Regions from separate parts of the Homo sapiens genome. Here region 1 is linked to region 2. Evidence: chromatin loops called from intact Hi-C (ENCODE). Cell type or tissue: endothelial cell of umbilical vein. All regions are shown on one strand.

Region 1 (8,000 bases), 1.1 Mb before region 2:
TTCCAAAATGCTCATTTATTCTCTTTTATGACTCATCCAATACTAACCCTATTTACCATTCTAAACTGAAGTAGACTGCACCTCTTTTTCTCAAGTACTAATGTAGAATTTCAGTTTTATTTGTCCAATTTCAAACACTAGGAAAGTTTAAGAAATAATCTTCGTGCCTTCCTGATAGTGGCAATTGAACATTTTTCTTGACATAGAACAATATTTGGTCTTAACTGATCTTTGCTGTGGACCAGGCACTGTTCTAGGTATTTTATACTTGCCAGCAAAATCTCACAGCAATCTTTGGGAGTAGTTACTTTTATTATCTCATTTTACAGATGAAGAAATGTAGAAAGATAGTCTAACAGCTTGCCCAAGATTATACATCTAATAAGCAGCTGGGTCAGGAGGCAAACCCATCCAGTTTGGCCTGAGGCCAGGTTCTTAATCTCTGTAGTACAGTGACTAAATCGGTTCTCAAAGTGTGGCCCCAGACCAAGAGCATGAGTATCATTGGAAACTCATAAGAAATGGTAATCCTTAGGCCCTATCTCAAACCTGCTGAGTCAGAAATTTTGGAGGTAGGGCCCAGCAATCAGTGTTTTCACAAGCCTTCCAGGGGATTCTGATGTCTGGTCAACTTTGAGAACCTCTCCCTCAGAGTATAGTCAGGGAATTGCTAATACAGATTCTAAATTTTATTTTATCTGTTAGCAAATCATTGCACACATTCCTACACATATTTAGTTTTTTTCCTCATCCCAGCAACTTTTAATCTACTTTAATAGCAATTTATTTACAATTAAAACACTACATATCCTTTATCTTCAAAAGCCAATAAGGATTTTATAGATTTATTTACTTACTTATTTGACAGGGTCTTGCTCTGCCGCCCAGGCTAGAGTGCAATAGCACAATCTCGGCTCACTCCAACCTCCTGGGATCAAGCAATTCTCTCACCTCAGTCCCCAAGTAGCTGGGATTACAGGCATGTGCCACCATGTCTGGCTAGTTTTTGTGTTTTTTGTAGAGATGGTTTTTTGCCATGTGACCCAGGCTGGTTTCAAACTCCTGGGCTCAAGTTATCCACCCACCTCGGCCTCCCAAAGTGCTGGGATTATAGGCATGAGCCACCGCACCAGTGTGGATTTTGTAGATTTAAACAGATATCCTAAGTGATGTCAGATACTGCAAAACACATTTTTCTTTCCTAAAGTAAGACTATTCAAGATCCTTAAAGAGCAGAATCAGTTCACATCTAGCAAGAGCTTTCAAGAGTAAACAGAGACCTGTTTTACTTTTGACTTCAAGGCATTTGATGCTGTCATACTCCAGACAAAATTCTTAGTTGGAAAGAAGTTAAGATACCTGTTGTTGAACATTTGTTCACTGGGATTTGGCTGTCAGCAACCTCCTCAACATTCTTTCTGGGAGTGAGTTTAGTACTCCTGAGAGTTGAAAAATATTTCTGTTTTGTAAAAAAATTGAGACTTTGGATTGTGTTTATGTATGCATATGCATGCCAACTCAATTTGCATCTTATGATCTACCAATCTGAAATCAAAAGCAATGTAAGACCATAACCAGTATTGCTGGGGACATTGCTATGACAGACAGTTTCAACATAAAATTTGAATCTCTTTGAAAAATACTTAAATGTCCTTAAAGCCAAATTATTTTATTGTTTCAATTCTTGAACTAAATCAAGATACTTTTTCTTGTTTAAAGCAGGTGCTTCCCAATGACTTGGGTAGAGAGATTAAAAGAACTACCTTGGTCAGCCAAATGAAGTCTTAGTATTTTTTTTATTTCTAAAATGTAACTATACTCCAGTGCAAGTATTGTTACTTAAATGTATTACCATCGCAGTAGTTTTAAGCATATAAGTCGTGAAAAAAAGACATATCCCACCCATCCAACATCAAAATTAGTGCCTCACTTGTCCTGGGGGTCAGACACTGGCAGAAAATTACCAGAGAGAGGGTGAGTCAGCATACAAAACCCAAGTAAGTCCATTGAATCTAAATCAAGGAAAGAAATAGTTCACATTGTTCTTCTTCTTCATAGTTTCTTTTTGAGGCAGAGAATTCTTCTAAATGATTGTTGGAACTTAGAATTACTCAAGATTATTATAACCGAGTGGCCAGAGGGATATGCTGCCATTATGTCCTTCAGCATAAAGAACTGGTGACTTCTGTAAGGTAAACTAAATGTCATATTTGTCATGAAGGCAGCAAAATAAGAAATAAAGAAGCAAAAGAATGTTATCACTGTTTTTAATGCATTTATATGGGCTTCTGTGTTGGCATTTCTAAAGCCATGAGATCCATGTTGCATCCGATGAGTGTGCTTGTAAAGAGAGATGAGTAACATAGAAGTGCACATCACAAATATGGCTAGAGGAAATATTAATGCCAAGTTGACAAGAAGCACTTCACTAATTTTCTTTATCTTTGTTTTACTCTTTTTTAGTGTGGTGTTTCTGAGGGCATCCTCTTCCACATTTTTAGCGTAATCTACCTCGACACACAGATGCAATGCTCACAGAGGCCAGAACGCTTCCCAGAAGCAGCCAAGGTATTAACTTTGGGATCCTGAATTTCAACCAAAGAAAACAGGACTGAGTGAAGCCTGAAATCTTGAGGCAGTAAAATACAGAAAGGCAAGTGGCAAACCATAGGCTGATAGAGCTAAAAAACATCCAAAGGAACATCATTGCTGCACCATAAATTATTTTGACGTAAAGGAGTGGAAAGAACACAGAGAAAAAACTTTGTACCATTAACACCATCTGCAGACCAAATCTAGACATCCCTATGCACATTAAGAGGATTTGAATTGGCATTAGCTTTCTATGTTTGATCAATTCATTACAGTTAACAATGATAAGAAATCCATTTACTGTGATCCCTGTGAAGAATTCTGCTGACATCATGATAATATGAAGAATAGCTGAAAAAGACAAGGCCATGTTTTCTAAGTAAGACAAGTCTTAGCTTTTCCTTGTAGATGGTCCTGAATACTTCCTCCAGATGATCTTGCAAATGGGAACATACAGCACCGAGAAGTCTCAACTTCTGCCAGCTTCTGTATCATGGGTAGAGCCTTACACTAGCTTTTCCTCTAAGGAAGAAAATCAGAGACTACTTTTTGAATCTGGTGCTCTTCAGATGAAACTGGAGCAATGCAAATCTGAAGATATGAATGATGGCTAGGTCTTCCAATTACATCCTGAGAAAAATTGCTCCCTTGGCACCATTCCATTCTCACTCTTGCTCAATTTTGAAAAAAAAAAATCTGATTGCAAGTATGTTTTGCTTTGGTTATTGATGTTTTGTTTTTGTCTTTTATTTTTTCCTAATGCTAAATGCTGCATCCTGAAGACAGATACTTATTTCCTATTACTGCCACAAATATCCAGTCTCAAAGATAGCTCTTTCCCCGGCACACTGTTTGACTTATAATAATTTCAAGACACTTTAATAAAATTTCCCCTCCCCATATCCTATCCCTACTAAAGGCAATTTCCTTTCCAGACTTGAAAATCAGTTCCTGGAATATAACTTTTTAATAAAAATCTTCCTTCCCCTGAAATATATCCTGTTTTCATGGCCTTCTTGATACAATGTTGACCTTATGAATAGCAAACCAGAGTTATAAAAGTAGTGCATAATTAATTCACATGATGACATCGTCCTGGGCTCTTGTTTACAAGCATCATTTCAAAAAGTAGATGATGTAAAAGCTATTAACTACCAGCAGAGGGCATAATTATCATGTTAAAGTGAGCATCATCCCTCTATTATGATTACAAGCAGGTAATAATACAACCTTGCTGAACTTCAGTTACATCAGAAGTAAAATGTAAATAGACCACTACTTTGTAGAATAAGATATGGTGCTCAAAGTGCTAAGTTCCTGGTTGGGTGATACTAACCACTCAAAAAATGTTAGCTATTAATATTATTAAATATCTGTCCTCATATTGTGCTTACCACAGCAAGAAAATAACCATTCTATATAGAAATATTTTCAAAAAAAGGCTAAATATAAGATTGTGATAGTATGGAAAATTTCAAAAATGAAAGAACTGGACTTACTACCCACTGTTTACACCAATCATGGCTTTTAGAGATCCCCTCAGGGTCTTCCATGAAATGTACATCCACTAGCTATTGAAAGCAAATGTCGATGCCACCTGTCACTTTCTCCTGCCAGCTTCATTACTTCCCCACCCATCTTCTACACATCACTGCTGTCCAAAATGCAGCAATATTGGTCCTATCCATATCTCTTCTAAAATTCTAGTTTTATGTCCTACATAGCAATTTTGCCTGTGGTTTTTTGTCTTGGCTTTTCTTCTTAATAAACCCTGACTTTGCCCAGCAAATAGTATTTGTCTTGCCCTCTAGCCTCCTGAAGGCATTCCCGCTTCTAGATACAGGTGAAGAAACTTCGGCTCCAATCCAAGCCCTAGACCAGTATCATGACTATGAGGTGAATGAAAAATAAGTGCGATCTGCATAGTTTATAACTTAATGTCCTAAGTTACCTCTCTGAGATTAGTTATATATATTAAGTGTTTACATTTAAAAGGATCTACTGAGTTTTCAAATACTGTAGACCTATACGGAATTCTGCTTCTTAGTTAAAATAAAAGTTCAATCAATCTCAGTTTTCCGTTTTTCAAAAATTCTGTTTCCGTTAATGTTTTATTATGAATGTGTTTCATTAAATAAACTTGCTGAGTTAAAGACACTTGAGCAAATGAGGGGAAACAATGCATATAAATAACCATCCAGATGATATATACATGCCAAATTATTAATAATGATGTAATGTGACTAAAAATCTTGAAATGTATACTGACTATTGGGGTAATCTTTTTCATGACAGATGTCCCTTGCTTTTTGTCTATACTGTTACAAGCCATTATGAAAATGATATTTTAATATGCCCCAATACTTCTTATTCTAGTGCAACAATAAGAATTCTTTTATATTGCAAATATCTTCACCATAATAGCCAGCATTTGGGTATTCCTTTTCTATGGTCTTTTCTTTCAAATTTCCAGGGCAAACTAGGGCAATAAAAGGTAGTCAAATATACGGAAACTCTTCTTAGCCAAAGCAAAAAACCAAAAAAAAAAAAACCAATCAAACCCCCTCCACACATATTGATTTAATTAAGATTAATTTCTCTGAAAATAATACTTTACAAGAAACATTTCATTGTTAAAATTGCACTTTCTTACAACAGCTACCTCAGAATGCATATATGGTATGAATATAACTTTTAAGCAATTCTTTTTGAATTTCACTTCTTAGATAAATACATAATTTATAAGCTATAATTTATCCTCATTGAATGTCCAAGGGCTTTATATTTTTTTTTTGCTGAGCTGTTTCAAACCACTCTGCCTTTGTCACATTCATAAAGGTGCAGCTGGCCATATGGGCTGTTGGCTAAATGATTCTGCAATGAGATTTGAATTTATCTAGAACTTGTTTCATTCTGAAATCCTGGATTCAGGCTCTCATTTGGCTCCCTATATACATCATTTAATTGAAGAAAAAGCTTGACTTTTCCAATAACTATTCTAAAAGTATAATTGACAGTAAGCTACAATTTAGTTAGTTTGTATTTGCATTTGTGATTTTCCTGTCATATGTGGACTGTTTTGCATTTGCCATGATTGAATCTCATTTTGGAAGCAGAGTTTTAATGAAGAGCTCTTTCTCAGATATAGGAAATTTAATGGTGAGTTGTACTGTCTTGAAGTTACTAATTCATAGTCTTGTTAGAGATTTGGGAAAGGCAGTGGCCAAATGAAGATAGATGGTTTTCAAATTAAGCAATGTTTGAAAGTTTTATGAAAATAACATATTTCTTTTTAAAGAAACATAATATCTATCAGGGGCACTGAATATTTATAATTCACTAAACTAAATTTCAGCTTAGTCACCTTCCAATCAATATGTATTCTTCTAAATGGTCACATGATACTTGAGAATTGGCATACTTCCAGTAGAGGGTTTCTTGTATTTTCTTTGAAAAATGTGGTAACAGAGTTTTCTGATTCTAAGACGATGGGATAATGTTTATAAATTAGTTGGCAAATTGGAATATACTTTAAATATTGATATTATGACCTGGTGTTTCCCATGCTAGAGAGCTGCTTGTTTGGTTCTTATTGGTTATAACTGCACAAGTATTTAAAAATTTTAAACAAGTACATTGACTTGTTCTACATGCCAGTGATGAGGCTAAGTACTTTATAGGTCACTTAAAGGAGACTGAATCTGTTTTCATATTTTCAGTTGAAAATACTTTTGTTTGCAATTTTTCCGCTACGCTGGCTTTGCTATTGAAGTTTTGCAGAGAGAATTGGCTTTAAAGACTCAATCCTTTATTGGTCCAAATTAATCTGCTGGATTCGTTTAATTCCTTGAAAAACACTCAAAATATTTTTTAGCCTTCTGTAAAGAACTAACCCAAAATTTCACTTACATTCTGTTTTGTTGTTATTATGTGGTCACAGGAAATAAATGGAGGAGTTTATATGGTTTAAAAAGACACCCTGGTCACACATTGGTTTACTCTCTCCTTGCTGAGATCAGACGCCAGGCACTGGAGAAACTGCATTTTGAAGGCCGTGAACATATCTTCATTTTTCTAAAGGATCAGTGTAGTCTTACTTTTATTTGAGTTTATTTCAGTATTCTAATAGGTTGTCTCTATGGATTTCAATCTCAAAGACAGACTTGTAAAATTTAATCCCTGACTTCTCTTCCCAAGTTTCTAGAATAACAACATTAAGTATCAGGTGGATGAAAAATCCAAATACAGTGATCATCAGGCTCATATTCCAAGCTGCCAAAATTATTCCCCAAATTATTTCACTTAATTTTTTGAATTTTCTGTTATTTGTAGAAAAAAGAGTTATCTCTGTTGCAGAGATAGGAAACTAGTCTTGAGATGTTAGGTAACTTACCTAAATTTAATCAGAAAATACATGACAGAAGCAGAAATGTTTTGATCTCCATATACACAAATGGATACTTCTTAGAGATATGTTAAATTGCACTCATGAAGTTAGTCTCTGAAAAAAAAGGAGGTGTATAAATTAAATTATAAAAATTATGGATACTTGATAATTACATTTTGATTTGACAATAATTTATCAGTTTATTTGCTGTAATATTAGAAAAGTAGTTTTATTCTTAAAATGTTCAAGAAATTATTCTACACACTACTATCTTTTAATTCTTACCACAAAATTACAATATTATCCGATATGCAGAACATAATGAAGTACACAGAATGAAGCTGAAGGAGAGTGCAAATACAAATTTGAATACAGGTGATGTGACTCTATCCAGAGCCCACAATGTTGACTAAAATGCTATTGTATGTTAGATTGAAATACTTTGCTCCATCAAAATAGTTTTAAAAATGTAAAATCAATGGAAAAAAATCACTGTTTAATGGCTTCAATCTTTTCCTTCCCTATATACAGAAATAGGAAAAACATAAATTTAATACATTGTCTAGGAGATTATTCATAAACTGATGAAACTATAAAATATTGACCTTGTATTGTTAGCATATCAGACTGCACCTAGATGCTATGGAACTAAGGCACCAAAGAGCAAATAAAACCTAATAGTAGATGTTCAATAAATATTGTTGAATGAATAGTGTGTGGAAAATGAGATACAACAAAATTCATATGAACTTACAGGACTCATATGAACTATAGAACTTTACATGGACTATATAACTTCTAGGACTCATACAAATTTTAATGCTAGATGGAATGGAGTTCTATTACACCATAACTATTCCTATTTAATAGAGAAAGCTATGTTGGAATCTTAAAGGTTAAGTAACTTATTCAAGATTATATCAGTCAATAGTGGCTGAACTTGTATAGGCCACTTTAATTTTCTGGGGTTACATTTCCTTCTAGGCAAAACAAATGTGTAGAAGAAAAACATGAAAATTTA
Region 2 (8,000 bases):
GTAAGAAGGGGCAGTGGCTGCAAGGGAATACGGAGGAGAGTTCTGGACTATTGATTTCAGGGGTGTGTTCAGTGAAATTTACGTCTATGGAAAATGCACTTTTGCATATGAAGACTACAATACGAAGTTTAAAACAAATATCTTTGACAAATGTATAGGAGATACTACATAAAAAGATATGCCAGAAATCTATTTATCTTCCATTTTTTTTGGTTCTGTCTGTATCTTATAGTAGCACTTCCTAACTTAAGACCTACACAATCACACACACAAATGATTAAAAGTAAAGCTTGTGAAACCTGAGTAAGTGCTATGGATTGTATTAATGTCAATAACTTGAGGGTGGTAGAAGCTTATGTTTTTAACATGTGTCTCAGATAATTTATGATTAGGCAAGGCTAGGAAATACTGTATAGTAAATTAGTATTTTAACACTTTCAATACAGGACAGTTTGGGCACAATCTTATAGATTAAATTTGCCATTTTGGTTTAAAGGTGGTCTGACTTTCCTTTAATTAAAGAAATTAATGTTGGTAGGTTCTTTTTAAAATCCACCTACAATAAAAAGAATAAAATACTTAGGAATAAATATAACAAAATAAGTTCAAGACCTGTACACTGAAAACTACAAAACATCATTGAAAGAAATTAAAGATCTATATAAATGGAAATGAATTCCATGTGTCTGAATTAAGACGGCAGTGCTTCCAAGTTGATCAACAAATTTGACACAATTCCTATCAAAATCCTAGCTGCAATTTTTTGCAGAAATTGACAGTCTAATTCTAAAATGCATATAGAAGTTTGACTCAAAATAGCCAAACCTATCTTTAAAAGGAAAAACGAAATAGGAAGACTCACACTTCTGGATTTCAATACTTGCTTCAAAGTTACAGTAGTCAAGACTATGTGGTACTATCATGAAACTAGACATGGAGATAAATGGAATAGAATTTACAGTTCAAAAATAAATCGTTACACTGTGGTCAACTGATTTTCAACAAGGGTGCCACAACAATTAGGAAAGAACAGGTTTTTTCAACAACTGAAGACAGGATAACTCAATAACCACATGCAAAAGAATGAAGTTGGACCCCTACCTTTTATCATAAACAAAAATTCACTCAAAATGAAACATACACCTAAATATAAGAGCTAAAACTATTAAATTCTCTTGAGAAAACAACTATAAACCTAGATGACCTTGACTTTGGTAGTGGATTCCTAGATATAATACCAAAGCACTAACAACCAAGGAAAAAAGATAAACTGGACTTCATTGACATTTAAAACTTTTGTTCTTCAAACAACACCAAAATTTTAGAGACAATAACAAGTTTGACAAGAATTCATAGAAATTGGAACATGCGTGCATATCTGGTGGAGTATAAAGTGCTGCAGTCATTTTGGAAAACAGTTTGACACTTCCTGAAAAAGCTAAGTGAGTTACCACATAACTGAGCAATTTCACTGTAATGTATATATTCAAGGGAATTGAAAATGTATGCCCACACAGAAGCTTGTAAACAAATGTTCATAGCAGCATTATTCATGATAGACAAAAAGTGAAAACTCAAATGTCCATTAACTGATGAGTGGATAAACAATGTGAAATGTCCATACAATGAAATATTATTCAATCATAGAAAGGACTGAAGAACTGATACATGCTATAACATAAATGAACCTTGAAAACATTATACTAAGTGAAAGAAGCCAAGCCAGGCATGGTGGTTCACACCTGTAATCCCAATATTTTGGGAGGCCAAGGATCACTTGAGGCCAGAAGTTCCAGACCAACCTGAGCAACACCGTAACACCTCATCTCTATAAAATATATATATATATGAAAATTCGCCTGGCATGGTGGTGGGCACCCTTAGTCCCAGCTCAGCTACTTAAGAGGCTGAGGTAGGAGGATCTCTTGAGTGCAGGAGGTCAAGGCTGCAGTGAGCTATGATGACACCACTGCACTCCAGCCTGGGTGACAGAGTGAGACATCTCTAAAACAAAAAAGAAATAAGATCACATAATGTTTTACTTCATTTATATGAAATGTCTAGATTAGGCAAATTCATAGAGATAGAAAGTAGATTCATGGTTGTCAGGGGATGAGGAAGGGGAAAGTAGGAAGTGGCTGCCAGTAACCATAGGGTTTATTTTTGGAGTAAAACAAATGTTCTAAAATTAGATGGTGATGATGGTTGCACAACGCAGCAAACATACTGAAAACCAAAACATGGGGTTATTTTTATGGAATATGAATTATATCTCCATAAATTTTTAAAAATCTACCTAGAGTTGCCTAGTATCAATTGTTTACATTATAATCATTGTCAAAATCGAATCTCTGCTGTTGAGATAAAATGGCAAGGCAGAGTGTTTTCTTGTACCAAGAACACCTTCTCTCCACATTCAGACTATTATAGAGGACAACCGTGCGTTTCATTCTTGACTAGAGGAATTTTGCTGTTTTCACATGTTTGCCTTGAGAATAATAGTGTTTAATTGATATTGTGAAATGGCAAGTTTGTAGTTAAGAAGTATTGAAAGAAAATACTCCCATTTCCCAAAACAAATCTGTGCACTATTAATCGAATTGGTTGGATGATTTGATGGAATGAGTACTGGATTAGACCTCAGAAAACTTTTCCCTGTCTCTTACTGTGTAACCTTGGACTCAGTCAGTCATCGCTCTGCATTTGTTTTCTTACCTGCCTGTTAGAATGTCAATACTTGCACAATTCATACATAAGATTTTCAAGAGAATCAAATGGATATAAGATGTGAAGATGCTCTGAAAGTGACAGCATGTAAAACATGAGACATTACTTAACATCCTGCATTTTTCTTCAGACTTGATTTTCAAAGAAGGAGAAACGCAAGATGCTAAGTTAAATGGTTCCTTTTGGGTATTGAGTGAAAGGGACTGGGATTTCTTAAGAAAGAACGTTGCATGGACTCAGAACCCTGAACTTGTGTGACATTAACAGATAGGGTTTTATAGAAAACTGTTATAATTTTTTAATGTATCATTCTGTCAGCATGAGAATGATATGGCAGCAGACAGGTTATTGTCAATTAAACACGAGCTGTCAGTCAGAAATGTTGAAATATGGTGAGCATGAATCCTAAGCAGATCACATGGCAGCTGCTCAACTGTTATTTTAACAGAGTCACTGTATGTATGTGACATTTCCCTGCAGAATTTAATTCAAGTCCCTTACAACAGAGACACCTCTGCATTTGCATGCTGCTGTCAAGTCAGTCTTGGACCTTCTAAATGACCTAGAATAGTGGGTGGTAATGGGAGAGTGACAGGTGGAGGAGATGATTCTTGTCTCATTTTCCTCTACTCAGGTTACATTGAGGAGGCCTGCATCATCCCCTGCCCCTCAGACTGCAAGCTCAGTGAGTGGTCCAACTGGTCGCGCTGCAGCAAGTCCTGTGGGAGTGGTGTGAAGGTTCGTTCTAAATGGCTGCGTGAAAAACCATATAATGGAGGAAGGCCTTGCCCCAAACTGGACCATGTCAACCAGGTATTTTCTATCATTGACAGTGTTAAGATATTGTTGAGATTCACAATGATCTGATTTTTTCTCCAAAATGGAGAAGAGGAAATAATAGCTATTGAATAAAAAATTGACCCATTTTTACCATTAGAATGCCTGAATAAATACATACATGTTATTAAAATTTCAAATTAGACATATCTGTATTCTCTGGAGATTCCATACCTTGCAAGTATATATGAATATGTATGTAATTCAATGGGGAGAAAAATGACACCTATCTTTGAAATAATGTCAAGGTATTTAATCTGTCATAAGATTGTATCTAACATGTAGGCTGAGATTATCTCATTCTTATAGTTTCCCCAAACTGTCAGAAAAGACATCTCAATTACCAAATGCTTAAATTAAAATCAAAGAAATAATATGGGTTTTGGTCTAAAATTAGGAAAAATATATACTGTTTATTTAAATGTGTTTGATATAAAACAAACTGAGAAAAAGAAATACAAAGATGGCCTCAAAATCACTGTAAGTATGCTATCAATTTAGTCATTGACCATTTTCAATTTTATTTGGAACTCTGACTTTTGATGCATTCTTTCTTACCTGCTGTTAATAGTTGTCGTTCTGTTCTATTAGAGATAAAAAGAAAAAGCCTAATGGAGGAATTGTGACTGATTTAAATGGAATGTAACATAATCAGACAATTATTACCATGTTTGGCCTATAAGTGAATTAGCAAAGAATAATTTCATTTATTATGTGTGGGTGTTAAGTTGTGTATTTGAATTTAAATCACAATCAAATGAATCAAGTCCTTAAATATGTAGAATTGTTTCATACATACATAGACTCATTTTAATCTCTAAACACACTGCTTACCTGTATACATACTTTCCTTCCCAGATTAACATAACTTTGTTCATAATAAAAGTACATTGTAGAGAAAACAGAAAGAACCTTGGAATTAAGTAAATTAAGATGAAGATCGTGAAGAATTAAATTCTATAAAAAGTACTCTAAAGAGTCTTGATTGTTCCCCAAGTGAAGTTGCTGATTTTATCTTTATGTGCAATGGAGGGTAAATAACACACTCCCTTGCTGCCATCTACTGGTAGTTTAGCTTCCATGTCACAGAGCATTTTGCATTTCTAAGATGCTAAGGAAATTTCCAAAGAAAATTCAGTTCAGCAACTATAATTATATAACTGCAAAACAGAAAAACTGAACTAAAATGTTTATAATACAAAAGAATATTTCTCTACAAATTTTGAAACCTTGAATTTTCAGTAGCAAATTTAAATAAATTATATATGACTCCCAATCCTAATAAAGAGAAATTCTACACATACTCATACCTATTTCACTTTAGCGTGTATGTGTACACCCAGTCAGATATGCAATTAAAATCTGTGTTTTCCTCAGATTTTCCTTAAGTGAATTTCCAAAGGTTCAAAACCTCAGGCCAAGTTGTCTTTGCTATTCCTAGTGTTTGGCCTAAACCATTTGTCACTTTCCAACTCTAATATATTCTGATGCAGTTTGATAAGGGTATTGTGACTTGGTATCGGTTGACTGAAGGCTTACTGAGACATTAACAACTGAAAAATCAAAGCTAAAACAAATAATAAATTTTTGAACATTTGAGCCTAAATGTTCTGCATAAAAATAGAAACTTCTATGAATTTGTGTATTAAGAAATTTAGGGAAAATAAAAATGTAAAGTTTTGTGTTAATGTTGAAAATTGTAAATCACATAGGTGTTTACTACAATTATATGTTCCTCAGTAAAATAATCAGAAGCATTGGCTTGAAAACAGTCTCTGAGTTTCTATTTTTCTAGCTGAGGAAGGAAGTACTCAAATCCTCATTTTCTACAAAACAGATGAACTGATTAAGGTAAATCAACGGATAGATCAATCTATAAATATACTGATAGACAACAGTACATTGACAAGTTGGATCACAAGTTATTTGCATCATATATCAATTTCCCATGCTATGTATTGTGAGGTCAACTCCATTTTCTAAGATTTCTCCATCCTGCCCATCTAATTTTCTCATTGGCTCTGCTATTTACAATACCCATTTGTGTATCTTACTTTTTAACATTAATAAGTAGTTGTGTATTATCTCCTGAGACCTAAGAAAAATGTTCTAATATTTTACCAAAAAAGTAGGTTTTTACATGTAAGTAATAATACTTGAAACTTACCATGTGTTCTTCTCATAGCATACTGACATTTTCACCTACCTTATTTCTCTCCCTTTTCATCATTCCTGTTGAACACCACTCCAGGCACAGGTAAGAACTCTTAAACCTCATGCTTTTTGATAGAATCCTTCTTTTCTTAAATTTCCTGATTTCTGAGAATACATTTCTCTTCTTGCTTTGTCTTTTATGTTTTACAGGGAGAAAATGTCATATTTTCCATTAAAGAATTTTTTTCTATAACTGTTTTATTTTTCTTTTCTATCATAGTTACCTGTGTTCCTACATTTCATATCCCTCATTGTAATATCAAGGACTGAGGTGAACAAGAGTTGGGGAGAACAAGTTTCACTTCGCTAATCTCGACAGGCAGTGACACCCATTATTAATGGTCTTGTGCTTTTCAGAGGGAGAAGGAAAAAGTGCAAGTGGACTGAAAATGGGTGGGTTGGAGATTGTTCTGAACTGATGGGTATTCACTTCAGTACAGGAGTTTAAAATAAAAGCCATCAAAGGATTAAGAAGAAGAGCATTTCTCCTTCAGTTTTTCTTTTCACTGCAAGTTGTAGGGTAATGTTTTATCCTGTGCTATTTAGTTCTATTTTTAATACAGCAACTAAATGTGAATATAATCACTTATGGCAATAATTGCAGAATTTGACTCCAACAGTGCATTTTTTTTTTAATGTTTTTTTTTTTTATTATACTCTAAGTTTTAGGGTACATGTGCACATTGTGCAGGTTAGTTACATATGTATACATGTGCCATGCTGGTGCGCTGCACCCACTAACGTGTCATCTAGCATTTTTTTATTCCTCTTTGAGACAGGTCCACTTTATTCATTTTACTTAGGTTTTTAGTTCACTAAAATTGGCACAAAAGAATGGCTGCAAAGGGCTATTTAAATCTATCTTTTCTAGAATTCATTACATAAAAAGCTATAGTTTCTCTCTTCCCTTTCTCTCTCTCTTGCTCTCTGTCTCTGTCTCTCAGTGTGTGTGTGTGTGTGTGTGTGTGTGTGTGTGTAAAATAAGGGATAGAGTTGGACTATCACAGATTAGAAAAATACTTTCAAAGAATTTTATTTAATGCTTGAGTCAGCTTGGTTGCAATGGATTAAGTGCCATTTATTTCCTTTATTTAGTCATTCTTCTCATTGAAAAAAGAACATAATTGGTTCATTGTACTAAAAAAAAACCTGAAACCAAGCATACCACCCCAAATGTGGGACTGAAAGGCTTTATGGACCCTGGAGCAGAGACAATTTGCCTTGTTTCATGTGGCCCTCACTGCTTGGGCTTGTACACCAATATCAGACTTTGCTTCCAAGCCTTAAATGATTGAGGATTAGTTTTAAGATGGCTTTATTTCATATTGTTTATCTTTTTAATTTAGTTTCCCATATGATACACACCAAAAATCTAAATTCTCATCATTATTTATAGTTATCTGGAAAATAGGCCAAATTATATTTATTTGGAAAACAGCTATGTTTTATACTTATTTGATTCATCAATCCTCATCCTTCATTCAATCATTCTGCAAATCCCTATTGAGTACCTAACATGTGAGCACCCTGGGCTAGTATTGAAGTCACACAAAACTGTAAATGACACAGATGGTCCAGAAAGTTACAATACGGTGTGTTAAGGGTCAGCATAGGAAAATATGTAACCTATCTAATGTGATCCAGTGGATCAGATTTACACCTGCAATGTAATAGCAGAGCAACAGAGTACAATATGGTTAGCCCTATCCTCTACTGCTAGAACTCTTGAGTTCTCTCTATTGCAATGTTAGAATAATAAGCAGTAAAGGAGGGGAGTGAAAGTAGCTTCACAGTGAAATGATTGCTGTTATGGTGTGGAAGTCTTCCTCCTCACTCTTACCAGATTCCCTGAGATTGCTGAGAACCATGTGTGTTTCAGGTGTATGAGGTTGTCCCATGCCACAGTGACTGCAACCAGTACCTATGGGTCACAGAGCCCTGGAGCATCTGCAAGGTGACCTTTGTGAATATGCGGGAGAACTGTGGAGAGGGCGTGCAAACCCGAAAAGTGAGGTAAGACAAAGCCTAATTATACAGAAAAGCAAGACACAAAACTATCTCCCAATTGCACATGTGCCAACATGACTGTTCACTCCTCCCCAGTCTTCTGGATAAAATTGTCTGCAGTTTTGCTTTTAGGGAATCTGTGCTCATAGAAAACTCTAAGAGAATCTGCTTCAAGCAGCAGTTTATTATATTCTGGCCTTCTGATTTAGGAAGCA

Evidence for each region. A loop is a pair of places that touch in the nucleus more often than their neighbours do. Peaks named below come from ENCODE experiments on the same cell type or tissue, not always from the same donor. Only the 100,000 strongest peaks of a DNase experiment are listed, where the experiment ranks them.
Region 1: a loop joins it to region 2, with 7 times the contacts of the local background. A loop is called at or near these places in 50 of 110 quality-filtered maps.

Annotation. Positions count from the first base shown.
Region 1 is chr7:12,486,057-12,494,056 of GRCh38, reverse strand. LOC105375156 (a long non-coding RNA gene) reads left to right here. Exons shown (of 8, transcript XR_001745093.2): 5 at 2,059-2,192; 6 at 2,464-2,568. It also overlaps a transcript of C7orf78 not described here and the pseudogene TAS2R2. Among named protein-coding and RNA genes, the nearest start is that of C7orf78, 14 kb to the left of the region's middle. RefSeq lists a silencer at 320-614. In endothelial cell of umbilical vein, a CTCF peak has its summit at 3,748 (motif pointing right); a DNase peak (open chromatin) is centred at 3,766.
Region 2 is chr7:11,424,487-11,432,486 of GRCh38, reverse strand. It overlaps THSD7A (thrombospondin type 1 domain containing 7A), which reads left to right. Exons shown (of 28, transcript NM_015204.3): 14 at 3,362-3,540; 15 at 5,816-5,821; 16 at 7,658-7,791. Among named protein-coding and RNA genes, the nearest start is that of THSD7A, 400 kb to the left of the region's middle. In endothelial cell of umbilical vein, a CTCF peak has its summit at 4,625 (motif pointing left); a DNase peak (open chromatin) is centred at 4,536; H3K27ac peaks cover 415 bases.